Linked DNA regions of Homo sapiens: region 1 is linked to region 2. Evidence: read pairs that join two places in POLR2A ChIA-PET (ENCODE). Cell type or tissue: A673. All regions are shown on one strand. Each heading gives the region's core, and the rest is flanking DNA. Links, peaks and the distances in the headings are about the cores only.

Evidence for each region. Peaks named below come from ENCODE experiments on the same cell type or tissue, not always from the same donor. Only the 100,000 strongest peaks of a DNase experiment are listed, where the experiment ranks them.
Region 1: POLR2A ChIA-PET joins it to region 2 with 6 read pairs; 2 of 35 experiments call an interaction of 5 or more read pairs at or near these places.

What each region holds. Positions count from the first base shown.
Region 1 is chrX:139,147,845-139,155,853 of GRCh38, forward strand. It overlaps a transcript of FGF13 not described here. Among named protein-coding and RNA genes, the nearest start is that of F9, 380 kb to the right of the region's middle. In A673, for the core only: no CTCF peak of the experiment used is centred there; no DNase peak of the experiment used is centred there.
Region 2 is chrX:139,553,419-139,561,212 of GRCh38, forward strand. It overlaps F9 (coagulation factor IX), which reads left to right. Exons shown (of 8, transcript NM_000133.4): 7 at 7,323-7,437. Among named protein-coding and RNA genes, the nearest start is that of F9, 27 kb to the left of the region's middle. In A673, for the core only: CTCF peaks have their summits at 6,441 (motif pointing left) and 6,644; a DNase peak (open chromatin) is centred at 6,423; H3K27ac peaks cover 369 bases.

The DNA.
Region 1 (8,009 bases), core at 1,995-4,494, 410 kb before region 2:
TGCAAAAGTAACTCTGGGTTTTTTTTTTTTGCCATTGAAGGTAATGCATCTGCAAAAACAAAAACAAAAACAAACAAACAAACAAAAACCCTATTCCAAATAAGGCAACATTCTGAAATTCTGGGTAGACATGAATTTTGGTGGATGTATCACCACTCAGCACAGTATACAGAGCATGTGTGAAGGTACACAGTAAGTGACAGGCTCATGTGAACATCCTCCTTTCTTTCTACAAAGGTAGAAGAGTAGCAGAGGCCCCTTTCCCAGGAGGATAACCTGGGCTTATGGAGGGCTTTGTACTTAGACACTTACCAACCAAGTAGGAGCAACTGGAAGGAAAATGAGAGACAGAAGTGGATGATAACTGTTTTCCTTCTCAGCCATTGCCCTCCTCCCGTGACTGCTCTGCCTTCATTTTTTCCTGTTTCCTCACTCCACACCCACATGGGCAGTGCCATACAGAACACACACCTGCCTATTCAGAGTAGAACTTCATACACTACCCAGGAATTGCTTCCTTACACTTAGGGAATATAATTTATTGCTAAAATTTCTCAGTGATGAGTATAGAATATCCCAGTGAGGGAATGTTTGTTGTGTGCAGCCTACATAATAAATCATAAAGGCCAGCTTTTTAAAATGAATAAAAGGGAAAGAATGACTGAAAAAAACTACTCTAAAAATGCCTTCACAACTAGCTCTGATCCAAAATGCTATAATGTGATTTGGCTTTCTAATGCCAGGTAGCAGCCATTGGTTTAAAAAAAAAAAAAAAAAAAAGGAAAAACATGAAATATCATGGCAAAGTATCAAAAGCCTTCATGAAAAAACAGATACAAGTAAATATTCTATGTCCATCTTTAACACTGAAAGGCCAGGGATGTTCAACAAGCCCACATTTAGGAACCTGCACTTGATCTGTTAGCTGTACTGAGTGTGCTCCTAATGTCAGTTTTGCTGTAAGTGCATAACAAACCCTACCAGCTCACAGAGGCTTGGATGCCTGGGAAATATGGTGACAATAATGGGGGCAGGATGGGCAGGGTCCTGACCCCAGACCCAGAACATAGGAATTTGTCAGACAATGAGGTAGCAGGCCTGGAGTCCTTCTGTGATCCCCTTTTGCCCCCAATACCAAATCTTAAATTCAGTTTTGAGTTGCTCAAAACATCATTACTTCTCAAAGGCAACTTGAACTGAGTCTCCTGCAATTTTAAAATGACCTTGACCTTTTCTGCTGTCAGTCTTGGCGATTTGGTGAAGTATTTACACAACCCTATTATTTCCCTTGAGAATTCCTTTTCCCTCCCTGTTTTTCTTCTATTCTTTACTCTCCCTTTATTCTTTCAAGATATTCACACTGCTTTATTCAAATTGTGATACTTAACACATCATTAATTTGCACCATTTCAAAGGTTTTCCATTTCTAGACCTGTGCACATAATATGTACTATTGCAATACATTAGATTAAGGATTTAAAATCAGAAATATGGAATTGACATCAAAGGGAGGCCACATGCCATGTTACATTGGAAATACTTTGTTAAATGTACATAGGAACCTAATCTTCACATATGCTGAAAATTGGTACTGTTCACACTTATAAGAGCTACTGATATTATCTCTTACTAAAGTGTGTTTGGTGAAAGAAAACTGTGTTTAAGTTTAGAATGTCCTGAGAATAACAGGTAAGTATCTGGGTCAAAATTCCCATTCAAGTAATTACATTTCCCCAACCAAAAGTTAATTAGCACTTCTTGATAACACTGTTGGATAGTGCTACTGAATAAGATTATTTGAGCAGGTACCAGTCCACAATGTACAAAACAACCTAGATCCCCATAGGTTACTTTTTCTATTAATTGGAAATCTGTGGTCTCTTATTTAAAGGTGAGCCCCCATTAAAGGAATCTTGGACAGTCCATTAAGACAAAAATAAACTTCATGTACATACTCTCCATAAACTCTTCTGAGAAAATATGATACTAATCACTTGCTTATCCAGCACAAAACCTATCAGTGCATGTCACCCATCCAGAACTCAGGTGATAATGGGAAGAAGGGCAAAACAGATTCTGTAGAGGTGCACAATTGCACACACCCACACCCACACCTACACACAAAGTTTCAGAAATTGTTATTTACAGGAGAACTCCTCAACTCCTCACTAGGAACTTCCATTCTCCTACTTTACACAAAGTTTTTACAGGGTTGGCTAATTCTCTCCATCTGAATATCCTAGAACTACCAAATGAGAGGGAGGACAGTGAGCAAGTGCTACCAGTAGGCCTCTAACAACAACTCAAAGTGATAGCTGCTAGCCTGCCAGGGAAGAAGACAGAAAAACTCAGAAACTCCAGCCCAAGAACTCAAAAAGTTCTTGGTCTCAGACCATTTGTTGCAGGATAAAGTGATCCCCGTACCTCAAGAACTGATACTTATTAGGAAGATTCTAGGTTGCCAACAAAAGATAAAATATATTCAGCAGTATTTGCTTTAAAAAACCAAAGTAGTGACTAACACATTTTAAAAAGACACTACTAAAACTTTTCAAATTAAAACTGCTTTGCTATCTAAATGGCAAATGGTCAAACCCACCTATCCACAATGACTCCCTCCCTGGTGCTCAAAGAGATGAGGTGGTGTTAAAGAGAAGGCTTTGTTTGGAGGTGGTGGCTTGGGATTCTTTTCAAATAGTGAATCTTCTTTTTCCTGTTATTGTATCTAGCCCTCATCTAGCCTGTGAAGTAGGCTGAGTCCACCTGCAGTGCCTTCTCTCTATCCTATCAACAAATATTTACTGAGCCCTTTCTATGTGCCAGGCACTGTGCTAGATAACTGGCAATAGGAACAAGATAGAAACAGCCAATGCCTGCACAGAGCTGATAGACCAGACAACTTATAAAATACCAACTACTCATTGTATGATAAGCACTGAGATGCAGTGAACCTAAGAGATACAAGAACTCCAAGGAGCAGCCCCTAATTCTGCTTTGACTCCATTACTGTAGTAACCTCATGCTAGTAGCCTAGGCCACTTGTTTCAGCGGCCCACAAAGGGTGCTACACCCACAGCAATGTCTCATGACTGAATCTTTTCTCATACTCTGTCCATATCCTTTTAATACTTAGCTCTCCTGGGCCCCGTATGTTAGGAAGTTAAGACTCCTAAGAGGACACAATCAGATAAGCCACGCATTCTCAAAGGGTCAATACAGTCTCCAAAGGGTTGAAGTTGGTTCTTTGGGAGGGAAGAAAAAAAAAAAACTTACATATTACAATGGTTTTTGGCTCTCGAGAGCTCAACCTTACCCAACAAAATCTTACAGCTTGTTATTTAATTTCTCCTGTTGTGTTTTCTTGGGTATCATACTAGTAACACTGACCTTGACTTCATAGTAGACATACAAAATGTGTGCCAGATCAGTACTAGAAAACTACGGTGAATAGATGACTGTGATTGGAAACTTTCTCTCCATTGATCGCCCATTCTAAAAGTTAAATGGCAGAGGTGGCTGCCACTGGCTGCCTTGTCAATGTGGTTTATATTTGATCTTCAGTTTATATGTTATCATTTAATTCTAATAACATTATTCAGCCCATTATTAATTATGTCAAATATAAAGAAAAACTGTTAGCAAGATCTGAATGACTGTCTAGCAGCTAGTTAAATTAGAAGTTATTTTCCCATATCAAGCAGTAGTTAAATGTTAAGTTCAGTAAAATTTTTTAAGAAGCTAATTTAATTTTTTCAATTACTTTACTTTCGCCGGAAAAAGAGCAGATTTGGATGAATTTTTTAAACATTGAAGCACCTTGCTATTAAATATTACAAATTTATATAAATTGTTAATTTTTATATGTAGTTGATACACTGGAATTTTTAAGTAAATAAATTAAATTAAAATGTACTCAGCAAATACACACAAAGTTAATTGTTAATAGCTTTTTAATTTTTAACTTAATTGTTAACTGCAAACGTTAGTCATTCTTAATCCTTCATGTTATAAAAAGAGTAAGTAGGCCTTATACTTATCCTTGTTCTATATAAAGGACAGATATAGGTACAACACATAAATAGTATATCTCTGGTATTAAAATGTCATGGTATTAAAATGTCCTACAATTAGGAAAAATGTCCAGAAAGGCTCCTTAGGGGAGCAATAATGAAAAATAAAAAGCCTTGAGAAACATTAAGATAAGCTAATCTCCATTGCCTGAATGAGAGCTAACTGTAACACCATTAACAGAGACTGGGTAACAGGAGGGTGCCTCTGTGTACTAGAATTTGAGGAATTCCCTGAAGATGGAAAACACATGGGATCAGATCGACAAGAGAAGAGCAAACCATAGCTCAAATCATGTGCAGGAAAGGTAAAAGCAGATCCAGACAAACATTAAATTCAGAGCGAACTGTCATAAAAAAAAAACGGAGGAGGCCCCGGGGCGATTACCGATGTGATTAAGTTAAAAAAAAAAACAAAAAAAAAAACGACGAGGCCAGTATGTACTGGGCCTCCGATGTGGGCCCAGCACACAGGTGCACAAATATACATACTGAACAGTGGCCTTCAACCACAGACTAAAACCTGAAAACATTATAAAAGGGACTCTGGTTCTAGAGCCCGATCAAGCACTGTGGCTAATTGTGAATCAACAAATATGTGGGGGGAAAGGTTGGAAAGGTGGATCTACCCAGAATGGAGATCCCTGAAGCCTTATTTGTTTAGAATAAAGCTCCGTTAAATATCATATGGGACTTGGGATCCCCAGTCTGAATGCCTACTCCATGCCCAGAAACCTGAAATGACTTCCCACTGCCCAGGGGAAAAAAATCAAATCTCTTCAAAGTTTACAAAGCTCTTCTTGATGCCCCCCAGACCCTGTGCTTCAGGCAAACTGAATTTCGTGCTGTTTTTCCACCATGTGTTTCTCTCTCTCTCACCGCCAAGCCCTCACACAAAGCCTTCCCTTTGTCAGGAATACTCCTTCACCTGCAGCCTTTTGTACTGCTCCTTTACTGGGTAACTCTTACTCATGTTTTGGGATCTCAGCTCTTTGACCTTCCCCCACTCCTACCTCCCTTCCCCCAAGGTCAAAATGGATGCCCCTACTATGTCCTTCTCTTACTGCACTCAGAAAAATAAGTAGGCAATTGGAGTCTAGCACTGTTTAGGTGCTCACTGTACTGTGAGCTCCGTAAAGGCAGGGATAATCTCTACCCTTGTGATCAGTGAATCCTCAGGGCCTACTTCTGGTTATTAGCTCAATAAAAAGTATTGATCAGATTGAACTGAAATGGGTGGAAGAGAGATTTGGACCTTGGTAGGGCTTTTGGCTGTCAATTCACCCTCTACAGACAGCCAAGAATTCCAACTATTGGCAGGTCCAACCTGGCTTCCGCTTTCCCAGCTATTTCTGGTTTTATAGAAATTTGCCTCAATGTCTGTTGCCACATGGTTTTTCAACCACTATTGCCAGTACCTTTATGAAGAGATAATGAAAAAAAAAAAAAAGTCCTATCCTAATCTCAGAATCAGGAAATGAAGTCTGACGACTGGCTCTATCCCTTATCAGATTTCTGACCTTAGCCAAATAGCCCCCTCTCCCCTAGACCTCAGTTGGTGAAAGAAATGGGCTACAATTTCTTCTAGGACTTTCCTCCTCTTCTAACATCTATGACTTTTAATCCATATAAATCAACTCATTCCTGTGCCACTGGGTGGAAGGGAGTTTTCCCTTCTTTAAAATTTAAAAACTAGGAAAAATAAGAGAGACAAGGAAAAGCCACTGTTGTGAGTTAAATTATGTCCCCCAAAAAGATACGTTTAAATCCTAACTCCCAAGTACCTGTGAATGTGACTTTATTTGGAAATAAAGTCTCTACAGATATAATCAAGGTAAGATGATGTCATAGTGGACTAGGTTAATTGGGCCCTAATCCAATGACTGTTATCGTTATAAGTAGAGGAAAATTTGGACATAGAGAAAGGGGAAATACATGCACACACATGGGAAAAGGCCTTGAGAAGACAGAGGCAGAGACTGGAATGTCAAAGATTGTTAGCAACCAGCAGAAGCTAGAAGAGGCAAGGAAGCACTCTCCCCTAGAGTCCTACTAATACTTGGATTTCAGACTTCTAGCCTCCAGAACTATGAGACAATGATTTTCTGTTGTTTCAAGGAATCAAATTTGTAGTCATCTGTTACAACAATTCTAGGAAATAAACACAGATACCATCTTGAGAAAAGACCAAACACAAAAAAGTCTTCTGATTTTACCTGAAATCTAACACCCCATGACTACCCCCTTGTATATGCACACATAGGTCCCATTGGTGAGAAAATTTCCTATGACCACTATTAGCAAGATGAGGTTCTGGCTAAACAGAAGCAAGCATGTGTGCAGGAGTGGGCAAGGGGACAAAAAATAGCACTCCTGAGAGTCGCCATGAGTTTTTTCCACTCAGAACATTATGTGCTGATCACAAAGCATGCCATAACTCATTATTTTAAGAGCACTGATGAAGCGATGGATTGACCAACTCCAAATCAGCAACAGGGAGGTATCCAGGACAACATATCAATTGTCTAAAGAAAGGGCTGGATAAATACATAACATAACCACGGAAGCAATAATTATGAACAAGGGCTCTTCAGCAGATACTAAATGAGAGTCACGTGTCCAGAACAATTACCGCTTGTAAATTAGAAAAGTCTCCAATAGCAAAATGTAGCCATTAAATGACAATAAGCCCTTAATAACAACAAAAGGTGTGATTGCTTTTCATTAAGCAAAGAGACAAAACACGCAATCTGCAATAGTAAAAATGATGCGGCAAGTGTAGTCAGGAGCCCTAGGCCCTGTCCCTGGCTCTGCGCTCATTTAAGGAACACAGCAGCAGTTGTGCTTTCAATATATTTTGATTGAGAAAACAACAAACTGCAAGCAGCTACCATGTCTTGGGTAGTTCTTTTAATTTGTATATTAGTAGTAATAAAGGTTAATATATACAGCACTTACTTTGTACCAGGGACTGTTCTAAGGATTTTTAAAAAAATATTTAATATAAGGTAGACAACAACGTTTTGAGGTACATGCTATTATTATATTCATTTCCCAGACAAGGATGTTGAGGCTCAGAGAAGTTAAGCAATTTGTCTAGCATCATTATACATACATACAAAGCTTGTATGTTCTAGATGGAGAATCTCAAACCATGCAGTCTGGTTCCAGAGCTTATTACTTATCCTGCCATCACAAGAGTATGCATATACTTGTGAAAAACAGGAGCACATATACAGGCCATATTAATCATTTAGTCTATAGCTAAAACTAGGTGTGCATATTTAGTACCTTAAGCATTAATGACACCCCCATACCCTCAGGGTGCATGGCTCCTGTGTCTTGAAGCCTCTTCTTAATGAAAAGCAATTGCTTCTTAATGAAAAGGAATTGTCATGTAATAGCTACATTTTGATATTGGGGATCTCTAATTTACATGCAATAACATGAGACCCAGCACTGAAGACGCTTTAGAGCCTAATCCAGCTCTGTCTCTCTATAGGCCCTTCCAGGTCAGTGCTGGCCAACAAGTATCTACTAGAAAGAAAGTCTCCCAAGTCACCCACTTAAGCAAAGAAATCCCCCAACACTCAGATGACAGGTGGAGGGATACAACTTCTTTGACTTTTTAGTTTGTCTCCATGAGTTATCTTCAGGACACTGCAGCTAACCGTGGACTACTTTGACTCACCATTCTAGGGTAGGGACTGTAAGTTTCTGGGGACAGGAAGAAAGGCAGAAATGTGCAAAAGTTCTTACTGGCCACAACACAGGAGACTAGCTCCAGCAGTCTTCAGAGGCATGTTTGCCCTGGAGATGCAGATGCCTAGTGAACTGACGGTGGGTGCAGAAGAGTAGGGAAATGCTTGTCTGAGAAGTCAATTTTTCTCCTCTGCTTAACATGAGCTCCCAAAGAACAATAGACCTGATACAAAAGCAGTC
Region 2 (7,794 bases), core at 5,184-7,683:
ATTTTCATTCATTATGTGTCCAACTTCCATGGATAACATGGTTACAACAAAAGATCCTACTTTATGACAATTATCTTCCTTGGGTTTGTGGGACATAGAACAGTGCTCAGAGTAGGGGATCCAAGAACCCAGGAGAATATATTAGCTAAGAAGATAACTTCCGTTTTTAAAAGTCCAAGATTCAGGAGATCAAAACCATCCTGGCTAACATAGTGAAACCCCGTCTCTTCCAAAAATACAAAAAATTAGCCCGGCGTGGTGGCAGGCGCCTATAGTCCCAGCTACACGGGAGGCTGAGGCAGGAGAATGGCGTGAACCGGGGAGGCGGAGCTGGCAGTGAGCCGAGATCCCGCCACTGCACTCCAGCCTGGGCGACAGAGCGAGACTCCGTCTCAAAAAAAAAAAAAAAAAAAAAGTCCAAGATTAAAAAAAAAAAAAAAAAAGGATGTCTGCTTTGTGAGTTTAGCATTGTCTCCTTGTCATTCCAGAAATGAAATGGCAAATACATTTAAATCAGAACTAAAAAGGGGAACAGGGTATAAAGGCTCAATTTAGTCACATCATTTCCGTTTCTCACCCACCCCCTTTAAACCAGATGTTTGCCAATGCATTAACAATGCAGATGTTTCCTGAAAGAAAGTTTAGTAACTCAAGCAGACACCTTATTTTCTTTTCAAGCAGAAAAGACTATGAGATGGTGGTTGTGGTTGTTCCGGGAGGGAGAAGATATAAATGATACACATTATTTCAAATCATTTCATGACCTCACTGCACACTTATAGTTATTGTACCTGTTGTCTTTTTGCTGTCAAGCCTAGCTAAGATCATTTGGAATGTTCAAGATCACTCATACATGCATGTGCACACATACACATGCACATATGTTCACTCCCTATTTCATCCACATGAACTAAGATTACTGATGTGTACAGATTCAAAGCACTTTTATTCTTTTCCAAAGGCAAGAAGCTGAGCTACTTTCCAGAATAGTTGTGAAAGACCCTGTCATACTTCTGCATTGTTTCCTCCACACCACCTCCATCCAGTTCCTTATGAATGGTTACTGGTTTTCAAAAATATGAGATAAATTGAGTGTATAAAAGTCATTTTTAGACAAAATGAAACAGGAAATGAAAGAAACCAGAATCTCTCCTCATTTGTGGATGGGCCAGCTCCACCATGTCATGGTTAATCTGCAGGGAGGAAATACTAGATTTGATTGCAGATCAGACTGCAGCAAACCTGCTGTGACTAAGGCATCAAGAGAAAGCAAGCAACAGCTGGGGCTTCAGTGGTGAAAACATTATATATCTAGCTTTGAAATATGAAATACTGTTTAGCAGTGTCACCTAGAAAAGAGTGTTTCAAAATGCTGATGCTTCATAAGAACCTTTCTCTTCAGAGTTGTTTCTTTTATCTTTCAAATTAGCCAGGGTGGGAAATAAAGTGATCACTTGGTGAAGAAATCTCACAAAGAAGAACATAGAGAGTTCACTTTCATCTGGAGTAATGAACAGATTGAACAAACTAGAAATGGTTAGTCTGTTAAAGAAAAGGTGTAGGTGAGCTGTTTGCAAGAGCCACAAGGGAAAGGGGAAGACAACTTCTTTGTGGACTTAAGGGTGAAAGTTGCAAGCAGGCAAGACGATTCTGACCTCCATTAAGAAAGCCCTTTCCAACCAACAACCACTGGGTTGGTTACGCAGGTTGGGCAGCATTGGGAGCAAATGTTGATTGAACAAATGTTTGTCGGAATTGTTGACTTAAAGAGCTGTTCTGTCACTGGGGACAGCAGCGGCTAGATAGCCCCATTCAGGGAGAGGGCATTTGTTCACCTGGCCAGAGATCAGAGCAGGCTAAGGGACTGCTGGGATCCTGTCCAGCTTTGAGACCCTACAGAGCCATGTTCACCTAGCACGTATCCCGTCTGCGGTCACGCTCATTTCTTACCTTATTCCAGGGCTTTCACCTCAGCTTGCCAGGCTGGAGCCAAGGGCCAACGCAGCCGCGCCTTGTTCGCGATGGTAGCTTCCCAGGAGCCCCCTATGGTTCCGGAACGGCGCTGCCGGCCCCATCCTGTTTGCTACCTCCTAAAGCCAAAGGCACTGGCGGGCCGGGCCAGCTTCTAAAGTCGCGCAAGGTTAGAAGGTTCCGGACAGGAACGGCGTGAGGCCAATGGAAGGAGGTACTTCAGTTTCCCTCCAGATGCCCAGCGATGGGCTCAGAGCTCCTTGAGAACTCGGGAAAGGAAGCAGGGTCTCTGAAGAAATACTTCAGGAGTAGAAAGAGGAAGCTAGAGGGTTAAATGCACTACACAGGAACAGAAATGAGTTTTTCTTAGAGTTAGTATATGTCTAGAGGTGTAGTAAACTAAAACAAGTCTTGAATTGCATACCGCCACGTAGGGAAGAAATGAAAACCTTTGAATATTAGTGAAAAAAGGGAAACTGCAACGCCTGTATTACTAGATAGCTTTCATCAACAGCTCAAAACCGACAGATTTAAAGAAGCAACACCGCATTTTGGCTTTCTAAAGCTTTAATTTGGTTTGGATCCCATGCCCATGACCCTGCCAGCTGACAATTCTAAGCATGCGCAAACTGGCCCCAAAAATTCCTCCCACATTTCCGAAGAACTATTTGGCCCTTTATGTGAAGTACCTGGTTTTTCCATTTTCTGTTTTACCATAGGCCTCAGTTCGGTGTGTGGCGTATTTATTCTACATTTAACAATTTGAAGATCATTCTATTAGATTAAAAAAAAAGAATACAATGGAAGCCAAGTGATTAAGCTTTCCTTATGCTTATATTAAGTTGTAGCATATGCATTTACCGATAGTTAACCGTATTAACCTACAGAAAATGTCCAGGGAAATGGTCTATTTCTTATTCTATTTTTGACCTAAAGAAAATCTTTAAAATGTCTTAGCATTTTCCCCAGTCTCCATCCACTTTCCTCAGCTTTGGCCTGAAGCTATCTTTAAAGGTACCCTGTACAGCTCTTGCCCTGTACAGCTAGCTACAGAGATTCAATCCTTTCTGTTCGATTAGGACACATCTCAGTGGCAGATAACATGCAAAGTTATTATATGTATGAACCAGAACTTGTTTTTCCTTAGGGGCCAGGATGTTACACTAAGGTCTTAAGACTATAGTAATATCTTCACTTGAAAAAGCCCTCTATTATTCCTATCTCAGATGATAAAAATTCAATTAAGAGAAATAAGAACGTGACATGTGTAATCGCACCTGGCTCTACAAAGCTAGTCTGGACAGACATTTAAACAATTATCCTCTAAGATTATTTGATGAAATGCATTTCAATGACTAGTTAACCATTAAAAACCAAAGTGAGCATCCCATCTGTTCCCAGTCAAATGACCTAGAGCAAAGGACTAGGCAAACCACATCTGTGGGCATAGCAAGCTGTACATCACAAACAAATGAATTTGCTTTGTATATGAGTGAGAGCAAACACTCTTTATTGTACAACTTGGGTGGGTAAGTAGGGAGAATAATGGTTTTACTGAAATCGCAGGTAACGGTTACGTTGGAGTTAAAGGTTAGGAAGAAAACCAAAGGGTAAGAGCTGTTGTTCTGGGCTGGCATTGTCAATGAAGAGCATAAATTCAGATGTGAATGTATATTTTGTAGAAGCATGTGTGTTGTTGGTTTTTGTGTATGTGTGAGTCTGAAAGAGGGAAAACAGGCTCCCATTAGACTATGACTAACAAAAATGTTTGACAGATTATAACTCAGATGTCTTACTCAGAGCATATGCCTTCCCATTTTCCCCATTATTCCCCAACATGATGTCTTTAAGAACTTGTCCTTGACCGAGCAGACATCTCATACCCCAAATAGCTAATATTTTGATAGCTATGATCCTGAACGGCCAAACATTCCAAAACCAAGTAGTTTGTAATATCTTTAAATGCAAATATATTTTAGGCCTTTTCCTTGGCAAGGATGTTTGGTCAGGGGTTGGCAAAAATAATGCTCTTCAGACTTAAAAGAACACAACCATATTTCTTAGCCATCCACCAGAAAGTAGTAGAAGCTCCAGGAAGCAAGTCTTTGTCAGGAGTCAGACTAGCTACATCATAATCTCTCTGCCCAGGGGCTGTGGATGTCATCCATCCTGGCCTAACTAGCCTACTGAGCTGAGAGATGTCCAATTTCCCCCCAATACACTAACCAGAGGAGAAGGACCGTGATATCATTGCATGTGAATTCTTAATTCCAATTGCTTAAACAAATATGTTCAGTTGTAACTATCAATACCAGTATATAACAGTGTTGGCCAAGTTTTATTGATGCTGACAATCAATTGGAGTTACAGCCAGACACATGGTCTTATGACCGGCGTACTTACGCAGGGCTTTGCACTGAGACAGGTCGTGCATCTGAGGTTTACTGCTTTGCATTTTTGTTTTGTAACTGAAGTCTGATGAGACAGCCAGAGCATGTGCTACCTAGGGACTTGAATCCCTGCAGCCCCATTTCACTTCTCACCACCTTCCGGGGTGGTTTCTCGACCTCCCACTCCCCTACCACCTGGTGCCTTAGCCAGCCCTGGCTCTCCCTCCAAACACCTGCCCAATGAGCACTGCCACCCCATGGTGCCCAGACATGCTCTCCCTCCTCATCCCTACCTAGCTACCATTGCCACTCCCCTCCCCCAGCGGGGACATGGGCATAGGAGCAGGGAGAGTTAAGGTTGGTCAGGTGCACGTGCCCTATGCTATCTTGGAAGGGGGCTTGGCCATGTGGCATCTCTGGACCAAGAATGCGCCACAGCACATTTGGAGGGTGAATGGTGGGGGCACACCCCTTGTCCACCTCTATTTCAGGCATGGAACACATCCTGGCATGAAAGTTGCAGTCCCTTGGGAATCACCTCTCCACCTTGATTGCCACAGTAGGCCAGTGACAAGGGAAGATTGACACATCATCCCCTGCTGGGGCCCAGTGTCCTGTGGCTGGCAGGCAGGGGATCCTAAGGACATGTGGGTGTTAAATTGTAGGGTGCACTTCCTGGGCACCTTTGAGGGTCTGCACTGCCCCAGCAAATATCCCCATGCTAGAAGGAGCAAAATATTAAATGGCAAATTTTAAAAATGTAACAAGATGGGTTGCAAAAGAGACTACAGAGGAAAGCAAAAGTTTTGTATTTTAGTATCTTCCATGGCACTTTTCTTCCTAGCTTTTGAACAAGGGGCCCCACATTTTTATTTCTCACTGAGCCCCACAAAGTATGTAGCCATTCCTGCCCGGAGTGAGGACTTTTAAAACATAAAGATTATCAAGTCTTGGAAATTCTGATTCAGTAGATATATAACAGGTCTCAAACTTAATTATGTAAAGAATATTCTGGAGAGCTTCCTTTTACCCAGTCCCACCCACCAAATATTCTGATAAATTAAGCTTCGATTAGCCCCCAGATCTGCATTTTATAAGGATCCCCAGATGATTCTACTGCAATTGGTCCACAGACCATGCCTGGACCGAATTTGGGTGCTTAGGAGCACAAATTCTGGAGCCGGGCAGACTTGAGTTTGCTTCCTAGCTTTACCAACTGATCTCAGGGGAGTTAATGTTTACCTCTAAACTTTAGCTCATGCATCTATAAATAAATATATTAATATCATGTCATAAGGATATTATGTTGTATTAAATGTCTTTAAAACACCACAATGATTAGCCCAAAGTAAACACTCAATAAATGTTCAAAAATTTAGGAAAATTGTTAAGACTGGGTTGTATGCACACTGGTGTTTATTATATTATGTAGTTTTTTCTGTATTTTTACAACATTTCAGAATTAAAAGCAACAGCTAGAAAAAGAGGGAAATGGCCGGGTGCAGTGGCTCACGCCTGTAATCCCAGCACTTTGGGAGGCCAAGGCGGGCGGATCACGAGGTTGAGAGATCGAGACCATCCTGGCCAACATGGTGAAACCCCATCTCTACTAAAAATACAAAAATTAACTGGGCATGGTGGCATGCGCCTGTAGTCCCAGGAGAATTGCTTGAACCTGGGAGGCGGAGGTTGCAGTGAGCCAAGATCTCACCACTGCTCTCCAGCCTGGTGACAGGGCAAGACTCCGTCAAAAAAAAAAAAGAGAGGGAGAGCCAGAGTATGAAAAAGGAAGTCAGAGCCCTTTAATGAGTCAGCTTTGTAGGTCTCCAGGTAGGAGGCTAGTGCTTCAGTGTCTAGGACATAGTAGGTGTTCAGTAAATTAAATTCAGGACAAAAAGAACATGCCCCAAGGACCATCTGATATCCACTTAAAGTGATGGACTACCTCGTTTCCCTTGTTTATGAATGGGTTCATGCCTAAGACTGTGTGCACTTTAATACAAGGGCAGTCGTTCAGAACTAGTCAGGTCCTGAAAAGGATTTACCAAATGTTGAGTGTGCCCTCTAGTGTTCACACTTCCCAGCTTTCTTCCTATAAAGGTGGATCAAGGCACTTGCTTACAACTGGAACTGAAATCCTCCAAGTCGATCTAGACATTGAGATGGAGAAAATATTCATTGTCGACTGTAATTATGCAACGAATATCCAGTTGAGATAATGGACTTGCCTCTTATCTAATAATACCCAGGCTCAATGCGTCACTGCTTTGTCCACTTTGCCCAAAATTCAAGCACAGCTAAGTTGATATTTTAGGACAAAGGCAGCTTACTATCCAGCCAGAGGGGAGTAGAATATGGTTAAGAGAGAGTGGAAAGAATGAATGAGCCCTGCTATTCCTCACTGCCTGGATGGCTATAAGCACAGCCCTTATGGAGGCCTTAGGTCTTGCTTCATAATATTCCAGTTTGAAAAGGGTTTGAAAAGACCTCCTAGAAAAATCAGTAGTTTTTCTCTTTTGAGTAACATGTAGCAAAAAAAATTTCATCATGTAGGTACAGGGAACACCCTAATAACTATTAATCTCAAGGAGTCAAGCCAGTGTGTTTCCTAATGTATCTGCTGTATCCCCATGAAGCAAATTTTGCCATCAGAGAAACTGACTCATGGGGAAAAAATCCAAGGACCTCAAATCACCAAAAGAAGCCATTCCTCAGATTTGCCTAAGCTTAAGCTTCCCTGTCTCTCATTGTGTGTTGCTTTCAATGCAGTTACATAAATGGCTTTTTTGTTTATGCACCAAAAACACTAATTCATCTGCAAAGCTCACATTTCCAGAAACATTCCATTTCTGCCAGCACCTAGAAGCCAATATTTTGCCTATTCCTGTAACCAGCACACATATTTATTTTTTTCTAGATCAAATGTATTATGCAGTAAGAGTCTTAATTTTGTTTTCACAGGTTGTTTTGAATGGTAAAGTTGATGCATTCTGTGGAGGCTCTATCGTTAATGAAAAATGGATTGTAACTGCTGCCCACTGTGTTGAAACTGGTGTTAAAATTACAGTTGTCGCAGGTAAATACACAGAAAGAATAATAATCTGCAGCACCACTAGCTCTTTAATATGATTGGTACACCATATTTTACTAAGGTCTAATAAAATTGTTGTTGAATAAATTGGGCTAAAGGCAGAAGGGTCATAATTTCAGAACCCACGTCGCACCGTCCTCCAAGCATCCATAGTTCTTTTGATATACCCCTATTATCACTCATTTCAGTGAGGTACAATTAGTTCTTGATGTAGCCATTTCCATACCAGAAGGCCTTCCCAAAAATCAGTGTCATGTCACCGATCCTTTTATCTCTGGTGCTTGGCACAACCTGTAGCAGGTCCTCAGAAAACAAACATTTGAATTAATGGCCAAATGAGTT